2 separate regions of the Homo sapiens genome follow, and region 2 is linked to region 1. A link is an interaction called in ENCODE POLR2A ChIA-PET data of the cell type or tissue named here. Cell type or tissue: A673. All regions are shown on one strand. Region 1 overlaps XRCC5 (X-ray repair cross complementing 5). Region 2 overlaps RPL37A (ribosomal protein L37a).

What was found. ChIA-PET counts read pairs that join two places held together with the same protein. Peaks named below come from ENCODE experiments on the same cell type or tissue, not always from the same donor. Only the 100,000 strongest peaks of a DNase experiment are listed, where the experiment ranks them.
Region 2: POLR2A ChIA-PET joins it to region 1 with 5 read pairs; 2 of 35 experiments call an interaction of 5 or more read pairs at or near these places.

The regions. Positions count from the first base shown.
Region 1 is chr2:216,129,501-216,132,000 of GRCh38, reverse strand. It overlaps XRCC5 (X-ray repair cross complementing 5), which reads right to left. Exons shown (of 21, transcript NM_021141.4): 9 at 1,014-1,126. Among named protein-coding and RNA genes, the nearest start is that of XRCC5, 21 kb to the right of the region's middle. In A673, a CTCF peak has its summit at 1,270; no DNase peak of the experiment used is centred here; H3K27ac peaks cover 412 bases.
Region 2 is chr2:216,503,921-216,506,420 of GRCh38, reverse strand. RPL37A (ribosomal protein L37a) reads right to left here. Exons shown (of 4, transcript NM_000998.5): 4 at 2,335-2,500. Among named protein-coding and RNA genes, the nearest start is that of RPL37A, 6.3 kb to the right of the region's middle. In A673, no CTCF peak of the experiment used is centred here; no DNase peak of the experiment used is centred here; H3K27ac peaks cover 653 bases.

The DNA of each region.
Region 1 (2,500 bases):
AGGGCACCAAGCCTGGTCATGAGGGATCAGGGAAGGTTTCTGCAAACGGTGACACCTAAGTCGAGACTTAAAAGGACAAATAGGAACTAAGAGAAAAGTCTGGGCACAAGCGTTCCAGGCAGAGAAAACAGTATCAATAGAAGTCTGGAGTGCTGTAAAAGCATGGTACATTTGGAGAACTGCTCTTGGAGTAGTACAGTGCCACTGTGTGAGAGGAAAGGTGAAAAATTAGATTACAGAGATTAACAAAGATCAGATGATGAAGTCTCCTAAAAACAAAGCTAAGTGGTTTGCATTTCCTCCTAAGAGTAACACTGAGGCACTGATGAACAGTAGAGGCTTGAGTGAAGACTTAGAGGGGAAGGGTTGAAAGAAAGAGAAATTAAATCAAAAATAAGTACTGCATGTCTCTCCCCCCACCCCCTTAAATTCAATTAACTTATCTAGCACAGTATCAAGAGGGGTCAAGACAGCTCTACTAATACCAGATTAGAAAATGAGTATTGAAGAGTTCTGAAAATCATAACCACCTGCACTTATCTACCAAGATCAACTTTGTCTGATCTATGAAATCTGGAGCCTGCGGTTTATTTTCAAGAACATGCAATGTGCTGTATTGGGCAATGTTTCTCATGCATTTTTATGCCCTCCCACCTCTAGAGTTGAGACATTATGAGCACTTTCACCATAATACCAGCTCAAGAAGACTGAACCTCAAAGGGATGAGGGTTAGGCCCACATAATTCAAATACCCCTCATCTCCGCTTCCATTCCCCATTCAAAAACCATCCTGTATTTTTAGTTTGCTATGCTCATATAGATTTACTTAACGGCTCTGAACCTCAGTTTCCCAATGTATAAAATACATACCATGGCAACATTAACCCCCAGACTACATTTTAGAAAAATTAAAAGTGAAATAAATATACCTTATAAATAAAATGACCAATCAAAAGCATACCATTTCAAATAACAGCTAGGAAAAAGCTCATTTAGTTTGTTCACAATCATACCTGAGAAGATTTACAAAATCCCAAAACAGAGAAGCACTTCCCCTCCGATTTATATTTCATTTGTTCCTCATCCACTTTAGAGAAAGGAACTATATCACTTCCATAGCGGAACCCTGGAGAAAAAGAGAAGAGCATCTGTTAAGCATATGGGGCCTCATTTTCTACAAGCTGAAATTAGTTCCATGCATACATTAACAACACACGCACACGCCAGAGCAAGCCTCCATCTTCTATTCCCTGGAATCAGATGACTGCCCCTTGTGATCAATGGTGAAAAAGCAGCAGCAGATACACAAACCACACATACAATATAGAGATGATTAAAATCTAATTACATTTTTTAAAGTAGCATATTTTGCAATCTAGTTAGCTCAATGATTACCCAGCCTAAAAGAAAAAATCTGGCAAATGTTAACGTACTAGTTATCCTCCAAAGATAAACCATGGTTGACTAAAGTACAGCATGATTTGTAAACATAAGAACACATTATTCAGAAACCTAGAGACCCACAGAGAAAAATGCCAACAGGAAATTTTCAGAACAAAATGTTCTCAAAAACGTATGCTGGAGATATGCAATGCCTGACAGAAGCTAAAACTCTTCTGTTTGGAAACATTCAATTGATAAGTTATATATTTTTCTATATTTAAATTTCTTTTATTTCTGGGATTTAACTGTATTTTTCTTTTTAATTACATAGGATATTTATATAAACATAGGCTCTCGGCTTCTTAAAAAAAAAAAAAAAAAGTCCAGCCCTGTTCTGTAGCCTATATTCTATGAAAAATCACACCCTTTCAATACACAGTATCTTCTATGTTTTGTGGGAAGAAGGAGCATCAAAATCCAAGGATTCTGGCCTTGGACAAATGCAAAGGAAAAGCACATGCATCTTTACCCCAAGACACAATAAAACTTTCATATCCAGGGACAGATTCTGTGATCTAGTGTTTATTTGTTCCTGTTAGTCTGTTGATGACATTTATTTTATTAAAAAGAAACACACTTTTAGGCCAGGCACAGTGGCTCACACCTGTAATCCTAGCACTTGGGGAGGCCGAGGCAGGTGGATCACAAGGTCAGGAGATTGAGACCATCCTGGCTAACACAGTGAAACTCTGTCTCTACTAAAAATACAAAAAAAAATTAGCCAGGCATGGTGGCACGCGCCTGTAGTCCCAGCTACTCAGGAGGCTGAGGCAGGAGAATCACTTGAACCTGGGAGGTGGAGGTTGCAGTGAGCTGAGATCACACCACTGTACTCCAGTCTGGGCGACAGAGCAAGACTCCGTCTCAAAATAGAAACACATTTTTATTTCCATGTATGTCTTTTTTAAAAAGCTAGTGACAAAACCAAACTTTCCAACAAAAAATTAACAGGGAAATGTATGGCACATGATTAAGACTGGTACCTAAACCAAATGTTTGTCTTAATCTCTGTCATCAGTCATCATCTTACTTGAATCGTGTGAATTGTGTAACTTGT
Region 2 (2,500 bases), 370 kb before region 1:
TGTGCAAATGCAGCCAATACATCTCATTTTCTCTACAGCCTGAAGTAAGCCAGAGACTAAGTAATCAAAAATTACACTAAAATACTTAAGAGAAGCCCCTGAGAAAATAGGGTATTATTTGATCCTTAGCACAAATGTGCTACAATTTAACCCATGACAAACAGGCCCATACAACAATTTCCCATAGACAATATAAACAGGAAAGGCAGATCCTATGGAAAAGAGGAAAATAAGCCTTCCTCTTACAAGGAATATCCTAAGATTCCAAAGAGATTTGAACCTCAAAAGTGTTTCATATTCTGGGCACGGTGGCTCATGCCAGTAATCTCAGTACTATGGGAGGCTGTGGCAGGTGGATTGCTTGAGCTCAGGAGTCTGAGACCAGCATGGGTAACATGGTGAAACCATGTCTCTATGAAAAATACAAAAGGTAGCCAAGCGAGGTGGTGCACACCTGTAGTCCCAGCTACTGGGGAGGATGAGGTGGGAGGACGGCTTGAGCCTGGGAGGCAGAGGTTGCAGTGAGCTGAGACCACACCACTGCACTCTAGCCTGGACGACAGAGCCAGACCCTAACTCAAAAAATAAAAATAAAAAATAAAACAAATCAGGTGTGTATGCACATACACACACACAAAATGACTTCAAAGTATTTTCAAAGATCTTATTGACGCTCCTTGGGCCAAAAACAGAAAGGCTTCCTTGGCCTGAACCCTGTTGTCTCCCTTCCCCTGACATCGTAACTCATGCTTTTGCCATAGGCAGTTTCCCTCCTGATTCCTTCTCCTTTGGCCTGATAGCACCCTCTAACACCCACCAACACCCACCCACCACCCCATCTTTGAAAAACAGCATTATGTCCAAAGTGTTATTCGTCTTTCCAAGATCTACAGTTCCTGAACCTATAAGTGTTCTAGATCCAAATTTAACTAATTTGTTCTGTTTGAGAGGAAAACTACTATATCCATCTTACAGATGAAAAGATTAGGCGGCACGGTGGCTCATGCCTGTAATCCCCACACTTTGGGAGGCCGAAGCGGGTGGATCACCTGAAGCCAGGGGTTCAAGACCAGACTGGCCAACATGGCCAGAGAAACCCCATCTCTACTAAAAATTAGCCGGGCGTGGTGGCATACACCTGTAATCCCAGCTACTTGGGAGGCTGAGGAAGGAGAATCGCTTGAATTCAGGAGGCAGAAGTTGCAGTGAGCCCAAGATCATGACACTGCACTCCAGCCTGGCGACAGAGCAAGACTCTATCTCGGGGGAAAAAAAAAAAAGATTGAAGTTCAGGAGAGGATTAAATAATTCCTCCAAGGTCACACAACTAGTATAGCAGAACAACCAAATAACTCCTGCTTGACTCTAGAATCCACATTATTATTATTTTTTTTTTTTTTGGTTAAGACGGAGTCTTGCTCTGTCGCCCAGGCTGCAGTGCAGTCTCAGCTCATACCATTGTCCTGCCTCAGCCTCCACATTCTTAACCATTATGCTGGAGACAGTTCTTGTCCTTTCCAACTGTTGTTTATGTTCCTGAATAAATTTGAGAAACATTTTGCACAGCTCTGGGGTTAAAAAGAAAAATTAGCATTCTGATTGGAATTGGCATGTATATATACATAATTACTTCAGGAGGAAATAACACTTTCACCAGTTTTCTAACTCAAAGAGTTTATAATTAAGCTTAATTAAGCATACTGTTTCCCCCCTGCTATAGTGGGACTTAAGGATGGTGATCATGTCCTGTCCATACTGCAGGGAGTGGTCAACAAAGGCTGGTTTAATGAACAGTCTCTACCCTCAACTAAGCCCCTGCTTCATTAAGTGAACCCATAAAAATACCTGTGGGTCTTTGTGTCAACCATACCACCCACTCTCCCGACACTACTCTGCTCTCAAGGGCCCTGACATACAGGGTTGATTGTGGCATGACATTAACTTGACCCTCAACTTATCTTGATGTACCCCAAAGCATATAAACAATGTTTCCATTCCCTGTTGATGAATTCTGACCTGAAGTGCTATCAACAAAATGGCTTTTAGTTTCCCAGAGGAAGACAGCCAACAGTAAAAACGTTGTACAGATTGCTTGGTTCTAGTTGCTTACATTCCCAAGTTGATGTATTTTTTCCAATCTTAAACAGATCCTCCCCAAACCCCTTCAGTCCCAGTTCTCCACCTCACCTGTTGCTGACAAAACAAAGCTCAAGCTTCCCCATGTCTCAACTTCATACCCAAAAGAAAACTTGGAATTAGACGTGATTCTGTATTGGCTAATCTGTACATTTATCACAGCCACCCGCCTAGTTAGGATACAATGAAATGGCCTGGTGAAAAACACAAGCCTAACTTACTTTTTATATCACAACACAATGTTCAATTAGATGACTTAGAGTCAAAGGCTCAGAAAACCACTGTGAAAACAAGCCAGGGGATGAAGTTGCTTAAATAACAAAACGAAGGTGGGCCATCTTTAGCATGGGAAGAGGCAGGTAAG